2 separate regions of the Homo sapiens genome follow, and region 2 is linked to region 1. A link is an interaction called in ENCODE POLR2A ChIA-PET data of the cell type or tissue named here. Cell type or tissue: K562. All regions are shown on one strand. Links, peaks and the distances in the headings refer to the core of each region. The heading gives the core; the rest is flanking DNA.

Region 1 (5,367 bases), core at 267-5,266:
GGTCTTTGTACTTCCAGAATTGGGGTGTTGCAGGGACTGCTGCATTTCCTTACTAAGCCTTGAGCTTTCAAATGTTTAACAATATTCTGTAATCCTTTATGAGCTTCAGGCCTTAAGGGATATTGCCTTTGATAAGGAAAAGTGGTGGGATCTTTTAACCTGATTTGGACTGGGTGGGCATTTTTTGCCCTTCCAAATTGTCCTTCCAATGCCCAGACTTCAGGGTTGATTCCCTCCTCAAGTAGGGGACAACAAATGGGTAACTTGTTCCCCATATTCATGTAGATAATAGCTCCAGCCTTGGCTAATATATCCCTCCCTAATAAGGGTGTGGGACTTTCAGGCATAACAAGAAAGGCATGTGAAAAGAGCAAAGTCTCCCAATTACAACTGAGGAGGTGGGAGAAATACCTGGTTACAGGCTGTCCCAGGATTCCTTGGATGGTAATGGACCTTGAGGAGAGTCGTCCAGGACAGGAGATTAACACTGAGAAGGCCGCGCCAGTGTCCAGGAGGAAGTCAATTTCCTGGCCCTCAATAGTTAAACATACCCGGGGCTCAGTGAGGGTGATGACATGAGCTGGCGCTTGCCCCAGGCACCCTCAGTCCTGTTGTTGGATCGTCTGGCTGGGGGCTTCTGACCCAGGGAACCTTCATCCTCTGGGGCAGTGCACCTTCCAGTGATTGCCTCAGCATAGTGGACACGGACGAGGGGGCAGCTTGTTTCTCATTGGACAATCTTTTTTAAAGTGTCCCAGTAAACCACACTGATAACAAGCCTTACCAGGTGATTGGCCTGCTTCATGTTCTGTCCTCTCTGAACCACCAAGGTTTGTTTGTCTGAGGGCCATGACTAAGGCTGCGGCCTTTCTCTGATCTCGCTTTTCCTTTTGGACCTGTTCCTCTTGGTCCCTATTATAGAACACCGAGGTTGCCAGGTTTAATAATGTCTCTAGATTTTGTTCAGGGCCCAGGGCTTGCTTTTGGAGCTTTCTCCTGATATCTGCAGCTGATTGGGTAATAAACTTATCTTTTAGAATCAATTGACCCTCAAGTGATTTGGGTGACAGGGGAGTATATTTTCTTAAGGCCTCTCATAGCCGCTCGAGGAAGGCAGAAGGATTTTCTTCCTTTCCCTGAGTTATGGTGGACATCACTGAATAATTCATGGGCTTTTTTCTAATTCTCCTTAGTCCTTCTAGAACACAGGTCAACAGATGTTTACAACTCCAGTCCCCATGATCTGAGTCAAGGTCCCAGTTGGGATCCATACTGGGGATGGCTTGCTGACCGGTAGGGAATTTGTCCCTTTCTACGGCTGTCATTCTATCATTTACTTGACTAAGATACCAGGTATCTCCAAACTCTCGGGCTGCAGCTAAAGCCGCATTCTTTTCATTAAAGGCCAGGGTTTGATCTAACAGTAGCATGACATCTCTCCAAGTGAGGTCAAAGGTTTGCCCTAGACCCTGTAGGACATCTATGTACCTATCAGGATCATCTGAAAACTTCCCCAGGTCTGCCTTGATCTGCTTTAAATCAGAGAGGGAGAAGGGGACATGTACCCGGGTTGGGCCAAATTCCCCTCCCCCTACAACTTGAAGGGGACACAACTGACAGCCCGGGGGGGTTTGTGGTCCTTTGGAGACCTCTTTGCTTATTTCCTTCTGGGCAGGGGAGATTAGAGGAGGATTATCATTAATAGGAAGGGGAGCTATAGGGAGGCTGGGATATGGGGGTAAGCCGAGAGGTCCTCCTTTGGGATGTAAATGGCAAGCTTTGCATAGTTGTGTATTCTCCCTCAATGAAAAGAAAGCTTGGGCATAAGGTATTTCACTCCATTTGCCTTCCCTCTTACAGAAAAGATCAAGCTGCAGGATGGTATTGTAATTTGTACTTCCCGCAGGTGGCCATTTTTCCCCATCAGAAAGAGAATATTGGGGCCAAGCCGCAGTGCAGAAAAAAATGAGCCGCCTCTTTTTCAGGGTTTGTGGGTCAAATTGGTCCCAATGGCTTAGGATGCATTTCAAGGGTGAGCCTGTTGATGCCTGAGTGTTTCCCATCTGAAAGACAAAACCACCCACGGTTTTGGTTTGTTTTGTTTCTCCCCCTGCCCAAGAACCCGCAACAGTCCCTGGACCCTGTTGATCGGAATAGTTGCGCTCACTGACGCAGCAGCAGAAACAACCCCTGCCCAAGAACCCGCAACGGTCCCTGGACCCTGCTGATCGGAATAGTTGCGCTTACCGACGCGGCAGCAGAAACACTAGTTTTCCTCCCAGACCACATGGAGGACCGAGGAAGGTCGGATTTAGTGGTCCTTGCCGACGCATTCTCGAAAACCTGCACCCTTGCCTGTCCTCCTAGACCACAAGGAGGACCGACCGAGAAAAATCGGATTTAGTGGCCCTTACCGACGCATTCTCAAAAACCTGTTAGAGTCCTAAGCATTCTCCTGTTAGTATTGGGACTTTACCCCTGTCCTATAAAGATGTTATGCCCCAAAAATGAAGTGGAGGGCCATACCCTGAAGGAGGGAAGGGGTCTCCAGGGTTGGAAGAGTGACATCTTTTGTCCTAACTTATATGAATAGGAAGGATACAATTTCTGAGGCTCCCCATATCCTAGCTTCAGGAATAGCTTTTGTTAGGCCTGTCAGTGTGAGGAGGGATCCTAAAATTCCAGGTAGTCCCCACTACGATGGGGCTTTGGGCAAAAATTATGTCTTTCTGATTGGTGAGCCCAGGTGCCTAAAGAAGGTAACAGAGTCCTGGAGTTTATACTAGAAATCATTCTTATCGGAGAAACTAGAAAAGCACCAGAGACAGGTAGCAATTTTTAGAAGTGGGTCTAACCTCAGAGAAGGGAGGCAAGAGGAAGTTTGTCTGGCAGGCATTAGGACCCAGGGGGCTAGGGTCAGGATAGATAGGATAGATGGGCGGGTCTCGCTTGGGCGACATGCTTTTGAGAGTTCTGCTCATGGCCGCGGGGTCAACCATCATGTTGTCAGGACCCCAGAGCTGCATGGCCTTCCTCTCTGTCGACCCTCGGCTCAGCCCAGAAGTACAGGAAAAGCGGAAGCTGGTTCTAGGCAAACCAACGGTCCCAACTCCGAAGAGTCGGGGGTTGTTAGAGAGCTCTTTCCCAGAAAGTCTGACACCCATGTCTTTAGTCCAGCGGCCACGCTAGTCACTTTTAACTGGCCGACAGGTGCCTGGTATTTAGCCCCCGAATTCTAAGGAAAGATAGGACAGAATAGCAAGCGAAAGGGGTCCAATGGTACTCACTGCTTGGCGATAGGCAATGGTCTCACCGCTCGGCAATAGGTGATGGTCTCACTGCTCAGCGATTGTCTCACCGCTTGGCAATAGGCGAAAGTCCCTTCATGGTCGCCAAAATGTGTCCGGAATTGGTGGGTTCTTGGTCTCTCACTGACTTCAAGAATGAAGCCGTGGACCCTCGCGGTGAGTGTTACAGCTCTTAAGGTGGCGCATCTGGAGTTTGTTCCTTCTAATGTTCAGATGTGTTTGGAGTTTCTTCCTTCTGGTGGGTTCGTGGTCTCGCTGGCTTAGGAGTGAAACTGCAGACCTTCGCGGTGAGTGTTACAGCTCTTAAGGCGGCGCGCCTGGAGTTGTTCATTGCGCGCCTGGAGTTGTTCGTTCCTCCCAGTGGGCTTGTGGTCTCGCTGGCTTCAGGAGTGAAGCTGCAGACCTTTGCGGTGAGTGTTATAGCTCATAAAAGCAGTGTGGACCCAAAGAGTGAACAGTAGCAAGATTTATTGCAAAGAGTGAAAGAACAAAGCTTCCACAGTGTGGAAGGGGACCCAAGCGGGTTGCCACTGCTGGCTTGGGCAGCCTGCTTTTATTCTCTTATCTGGCCCCACCCACGTCCTGCTGATTGGTAGAGACAAGTGGTTTGTTTTGACAGGGCGCTGATTGGTGCGTTTACAATCCCTGAGCTAGACACAAAGGTTCTCCAAGTCCCCACCAGATTAGTTAGATACAGAGTGTCGACACAACGGTTCTCCAAGTCCCCACCAGGGTAGCTAGATACAGAGTGTCCGTTGGTGCATTCACAAACCCTGAGCTAGACACAGGGTGCTGATTGGTGTATTTACAAACCTTGAGTTAGATACAGAGTGCCGATTGGTGTATTTACAATCCCTGAGCTAGACATAAAGGTTCTCCAAGGCCCCACCAGAGTAGCTAGATACAGATTGTCCACTGGTGCATTCACAAACCCTGAGCTAGACACAGGGTGCTGATTGGTGTATTTACAATCCCTGAGCTAGATACAAAGGTTCCCCATATCCTCACCAGACTCAGGAGCTCAGCTGGCTTCACCCAGTGGATCCTGCACCGGTGCTGCAGATGGAGCTGCCTGCCAGTCCCGCGCCATGCACCCGCACTCCTCACCCCTTGGGTGGTCGATGGGACTGGGCGCCATGGAGCAGGGGGCGGCGCTCATCGGGGAGGCTCGGGCCACACAGGAGCCCACGGAGGGGGTGGGAGGCTCAGGCATGGCGGGCTGCAGGTCCTGAGCCCTGCCCCGCAGGAAGGCAGCTAAGGCCCGGCGAGAAATCAAGCGCAGCACCGGTGGGCTGGCACTGCTGGGGGACCCAGTACACCCTCCACAGCCGCTGGCCCGGGTGCTAAGCCCCTCATTGCCCGGGGCCGGCAGGGCCGGCTGGCTGCGGCGAGTGCGGGGCCCGCCAAGCCCACGCCCACCCGGAACTCCAGCTGGCCCGCAAGCGCCACGCGCAGCCCCGGTTCCCGGCGCCTCTCCCTCCACACCTCCCTGCAAGCTGAGGGAGCCGGCTCCGGCCTTGGCCAGCCTAGAAAGGGGCTCCCACAGTGCAGCGGTGGGCTGAAGCACTCCTCAAGTGCTGCCAAAGTGGGAGCCCAGGCAGAGGAGGCGCCGAGAGCGAGCGAGCGAGGGCTATGAGGACTGCCCGCACGCTGTCACCTCTCAGTTGGATTTACAGTACATTGATGGATAGAATCTGGGATGCTTGCCTGGGTAGGAGGGAACTCCCTGGACTGAGAAGCAGTGGTTCCCAAAGAACAATTGAGGTTCCCACTTTAGACAAAAATCAACTCAAAATGGCCTGTAAAAACCTGAAGTGAGCCAGACGTCATGGCTCATGCCTGTAATCCCAGCACTTTGGTTGGCCAAGGCGGGCCACCGTGACTTCAGGAGTTCAAGACCGGCCTGGCCAATGTAGTGAAACCCCATCTGTACAGAAATACAAAAAAATTAGCCAGGCATGGTGGTGCACGCTGTAGTCCCAACTACTCAAGAAGCTGAGGGGGGAAGATCGCTAGAGCCCAGGGGGCAGAGGCTGCAGTGAACTGAGATTGTGCCACT
Region 2 (5,367 bases), core at 126-5,125, 550 kb after region 1:
GGCCAACGTGGAAAACCCTACCTAGATTCCAGTCCCCACTGTGAGGTTTCTTTTTTTAAAATTTTTATTATTTATATATTTTATTTTTAAATTATTATTATTTATTAATTTATTGTTATGGTTCTTTTTTGAGACAGAGTTTTGCTCTTGTTGCCCAGTCTGGAGTGCAGTGGCGTGATCTCGGCTTACTGCAACCTCCGCCTCCCGGGTTCAAGTGATTCTCCTTCCTCAGCCTCCTGAGTAGCTGGGTTTACAGGTGCCCACCACCATGCCCAGCTAATTTTTTTGTATTTTTAGTAGAGATGGGGTTTCAACATGTTGTCCAGGCTGGTCTCGAACTCCTGACCTCAGGTGATCTACCCTTCTCAGCCTCCCAAAGTGCTGGGATTACAGGCGCGAGCCACCACACCAGGCCCCACTGAACTTTTAATCTCACCTGCTCAGGGATGGGAAACAACTTTTCCCAGCTTCCATTTCCAGCCTGATTGCTCTTCCCCTAAGCATACCCTGCACCCAGAATATTCTTCCCTATTCTCCCCAAGCCTAGTGAGCTTAACCTAGCTCAGACAGCTCTCCTCTGTAACTTCCCTGTGTTCTTGGAGCCCTTGATGGTTTTGCTGTTATGCTTTTTATGCAGACTTCTTGCAGATTTTTCTTCTTGCACAAGCCTCAACTGCTCTGAAGTCAGAAGTCAAGATCCTTTTTTTTTTTTTTTTTTTTTTTTTTTTTTGACAGAGTCTCGCTCTGTCACCCAGGCTGGAGTGCAGTGGCGTGATCTCAGCTCACTGCAACTTCCACTTCCCGGATTCAAGTGATTCTCCAGCCTCAGCCTCCCAAGTAGCTGGGATTACAGGGACGTACCACCACATCCAACTAATTTTTATATTTTTAGTAGAGACCGGGTTTCACCATGTGACCACTAGGCTGGTCTCGAACTCCTGACCTCAGGTGATCCATCCGCCTCAGCCTCCCAAAGTGTTGGAATTACAGGCGTAAGCCAACACACCCGGCCACTTTTTTTTCTTTTTTTTTTTTTTTTTCTGCTTTGTAGCCCAAGCTGGAGTGCACTGGTACAATCGTGGCTGGGACAGGTGTGCCACAGCACCTGGCTACACCTTTTTTTTTTTTGAGAAGGAGTCTCGTTGTGTTGCCTGGGCTGGAGTGCAGTGGTGTGATCTCGGCTCACTGCAACCTATTCTCCTGCCTCAGCCTCTGGAGTAGCTGGGATTACAGGTGTGGGCCACCACGCCTGGCTAATTTTTGTATTTTTAGTAGAGATGGGGGTTTCACCATGTTGGTCAGGCTGGTCTCAAACTCCTGACCTCGTGATCCACCCACGTCGGCCTCCCAAAGTGCTGGGATTACAGGCATGAGTCACTGTGCTCGGCCCTGGCCGAACCTTTTGTGAGCACTTACTGCGTGCTAGGCACCTACTAAGCTCTTTGCGTGTGTTGGTCCTCATGACCCTCTTACTCATCCGAAAGTTCCATGGCTTAGTCTGTGATCCATTTCACAGGTGAGGAAGCTGAGGCCCAGAAGAACTTGCCCAAGGTCGTGGAAGCAATAAAGCTGGTTTGGATCCAAGCAGTCCCATCCCAGTGCCTAGATGGGGTGGGCTTTTACCTACCTTGGAACGTGTGTGTAAAGACACCTTGAAACAAGAGGCATAGGCAGGGCGTGGTGGCTCATGGCTGTAATCCCAGCACTTTGGGAGGCCGAGGCGGGTGGATCATGAGGTCAGGAGTTCGAGACCAGCCTCACCAACATGGTGAAACCCCGTCTCTGCTAAAGAAAATACAAAAATTATCCGGGTGTGGTGGCGCGCGCCTGTAATCCCAGCTACTCAGGAGGCTGAGACAGGAGAATCGCTTGAACCCAGGAGGCACAGGTTGCAGTGAGCTGAAATGCGCCACTGCACTCCAGCCTGGGCGATAGAACGAGACTCCGTCTCAAAAAAAAGAAAACAGAAAAAAGAGGCACGACACAATGATAAGTGATGTCGTTTTTCTTGTTACAGTTACCAGTATGACAGGTGGGAAGGGGCCGGGTGTGGGTTCTGGCCAGAGGGACCTAAGAACATTAGGTCCTGGCAGGTGCAGCCCTGGGAGCAGCCACGAGGGGGCATCAGGCTGCACAGGCGGCTCCAGGATGTCGGTCCGGGACCGGGCATAGGGGTTAGCGAGTGATTCTCGGGCACCGCAGGACGAGCCCTACACAGAGCAGGTGGGCCCAGGAACCCCCTTTCTCAGTCCAGGACTCCCAGGCCTCAGGGCCTGGCTTTGGTGGCGCCCGTCTGTTGCAGTGGAGTTCGGCGGTCACAGCCTAGGGACCGGGTCCAGCCCAGCCAGCTCAGCAGCAGGTCAGCGCCCTGCCCCTTCCCGCGTCGCTGGGACGCCCCGAGCCGCTCAGGTCACCACGCAAAAGCCCTGGGTAATCCGCCGCCAGAAGTTGCGACCGCGGCTGCTGAGGGCCACCTCGGCGGCCTCCTGGAAGACGGCGTGGACGTTGTCATGGAGCCGAGCCGAGCACTCGAGGTAGGCCACCGCGCCCACGGACCTCGCCATCTCCTGGCCCTAGAGGGAGAGGTGGATGGGGCTGCGGTGAAGGGGGCACTGGGCAGGCCTCACGTTCTCGCTTCCTTTTCCCGGACAAGAGTGGAAGGTGGGGTCTGCGGAGCACCCATGGCTCCCGTATCCCTGCTTGCCCAAGCGCCCTCATGCACTTCATCATGTTTGTTTTTCTTTTCTTTATTTTTATTATTATTATTTTTTTGAGACGGAGTCTTGCTCTGTCGTCCAGGCTGGAGTGCAGTGGTGCGATCTCAGCTCACTGCAGCTCCTCCAACCGGGTTCAAGTGATTCTCCTGCCTCTGCCTCCAGAGTAGCTAGGACTACAGGCACCCGCCACCACACCACTTGGCTAATTTTTTGTATTTTTGGTAGAGACAGGGTCTCGCTATTTTGCCCTGGCTGGTCTCGAACTCCTGACTTCAAGTGATCCACCCACCTCGGCCTCCCAAGTGCTGGGATTACAGGCGTGAGCCCCTGCGCCCTGCCAGCCTTCGTTGTTTTTAACCTCCGTTCTGGGCCTCTTTGCCTCTCAAGGCACCAAGAAATGAACTTCCCATGAACCCAGACGTGTAGCAGAGAGGGACCCACGGTCTGAATATGTGGGTGCCTGCCTGGGCCCCCTCTCTGGGTCTCAGGTTGGTGGTGGAACTGACTCTGATATGCCTACTTCCTTGTTCTCCCTTTTGCCTGTGGAGGCTCCCAGAATATTCTAGGGACCATTTCTAAGTGCTGGAAGTTTCTGACCTCTGACAGCCTCTAAGACGACCGCAGCTCTGACCTACACCCTGAGCGTTCTGGACACCTGGTGCCACTGAGAGGCATCCAGAGGTCCCCTCACTCAGTCCTCCCCAACTCCCACCTCGGGCTGGGTTTCCTACCCTGTGGTAGGTCACAGGCTCCAATCCGTTTCTTCGGAGCTTGTTCACCAGTGATTTGTCCTTGCGCAGGTCAGTCTTGCAGCCCACGACGATGATGGGTACCTTCTTGCAGAAATGATTCACTTCTGGGTACCACTGCAGGGGGGCGAGGGGGCATGTGGGGGGCATGTGTGAGCCCTGGAGAGTTCTGGCCCTCTCAGTGGACCACTCTCTTGCTCCCCAGCCTGAGCTCTGATATGGATAATCAGCAAAGCCAGCACCTAGGGAGAAACTATTTGGTACCAGAACCTCATCTAAGAATTTACACGTATGGACCCATTAATTCCCCGAGGCCGTGGCAGCAAGTTCACAACCAATCCCACTGTACAGGTGCGGTAACTGAGGCACAGAAAGGCGATGTAACTTGGCCTTGGCTGGAAATGGCAGGATTTGAGCCTGGGGGTGGGGCTCAGAACCCTGCTCCTGCCGTTCTAGAATCTTTCCTCTCTGCAGGGTAAGGGCCCTCATGGACACCCACCAAACTGAGCAAAACATATAAGGAAGTAAGGGATCCTTTAAAAACAAATCTGGGCCAGGTGTGGTGGCTCACGCCTGTAATCCCAGCACTTTGGGAGCCTGAGGCAGGTGGAACACCTGAGGTCAGGAGTTTGAGACCAGCCTGGCCAACAGTGAAACCCTGTCTCTAGTAAAAATACAAAATTTAGGTGGGCATGATGGCGGGTGCCTGTAATCCCAGCTGCTCGGGAGGCTGAGGCAGGAGAATGGCATGAACCTGGGAGGCGGAGGTTGCAGGGAGCTGAGATCGCGCCACTGCATTCCAGCCTGGGCGACAGAGTGAAACTCCATCTCAAAATAAATAAATAAATCAATTAAAAAGATAAAAATAAATCAATCAATCCAGGCCGGGCTCGGTGGCTCACGCCTGTAATCCCAGCACTTTGGGAGGCTGAGGGCAGGCAGATCACCTGAGGTCAGGAGTTCGAGACCAGCCTGGCCAACAAGGGGAAACCCCGTCTCTACTAAAAATACAAAAATTAGCTGGGCGTGGTGGCGTGCACCTGTAGTCCCAGCTACTCTGGAGGCTGAGGCAGGAGAATCGCTTGAACCTGGGAGGCGGAGGTTGCAGTGAGCTGAGATGGAGCCACTGCACTCCAGCCTGGGCTACAGAGTGAGACTCCGTCTCAAAAAAATAATAAATAAATAAATCTGCTCACAAAATGGTTGCAGCAGCTGTCTGCCTCAACTGCTTGCCTGGTGGAGGGAGGGCTGCTCTGCAGAATGTGAGGCCACCAGGGCCGAGTTCTTTCAGCCTGGACTACAGCTGGGGAGCCGGGGATCCCGGGAGGGGGCTTCCTATCTCCAGGAGCACTAAGTCGGCTGAAGTCGGCTGGTTTGGGCATGAAACTTGCCTGATAAAAATTGGCATCAGCCGGGCTTGGTGGCTCAAGCCTGCAATCCTAGCTACTCGGGAGGCTGAGGCAGGAGAATCGCTTGAACCCAGGAGGTGGAGGTTGCAGTGAGCCCAGATTGTACCACTGCACTCCAGCCTGGGAGACAGAGTGAGACTCTGTCTCAAAACAAACAAACAAACAAACAAACAAAAATTGGCATCAAACTACCTCATTCCTGGAAGCAAATGGGGCCTTTGTGGGGTCCCTGGCAGATTCCCCACACCCCCGCATCCACCGAAACTGCCCATGAGAAAGGTTTCCTTGGTGGCTCCCACTGAACCCAGCAGTGAATCCTCTCTTTTTTGAGACAGTCCCGCTCTGTCGCCCAGACTGGAGTGCAGTGGTGCGATCTTGGCTCACTGCAACCTCCGCCTCCCGGGTTCAAGCAATTCTCCTGCCTCAGCCTCCCAAGTAGCTGGGTTATAGGCATGTGCCACCACGCCCGGCTAATTTTTGTATTTTTAGTAG

What was found. Peaks named below come from ENCODE experiments on the same cell type or tissue, not always from the same donor. Only the 100,000 strongest peaks of a DNase experiment are listed, where the experiment ranks them.
Region 2: POLR2A ChIA-PET joins it to region 1 with 5 read pairs; 2 of 35 experiments call an interaction of 5 or more read pairs at or near these places.

What each region holds. Positions count from the first base shown.
Region 1 is chr11:67,618,457-67,623,823 of GRCh38, reverse strand. It overlaps LOC124902696 (a long non-coding RNA gene), which reads right to left and starts at 3,885. Exons shown (of 2, transcript XR_007062741.1): 1 at 3,288-3,885. RefSeq lists enhancers at 1,468-2,049, 2,050-2,632, 3,930-4,803. In K562, for the core only: no CTCF peak of the experiment used is centred there; no DNase peak of the experiment used is centred there; H3K4me3 peaks cover 840 bases.
Region 2 is chr11:67,068,641-67,074,007 of GRCh38, reverse strand. It overlaps RHOD (ras homolog family member D), which reads right to left. Exons shown (of 5, transcript NM_014578.4): 4 at 3,449-3,583; 5 at 1,991-2,573. The coding sequence ends at 2,406. Among named protein-coding and RNA genes, the nearest start is that of RHOD, 14 kb to the right of the region's middle. RefSeq lists an enhancer at 1-87. In K562, for the core only: a CTCF peak has its summit at 2,106 (motif pointing right); a DNase peak (open chromatin) is centred at 2,117; H3K27me3 peaks cover 601 bases.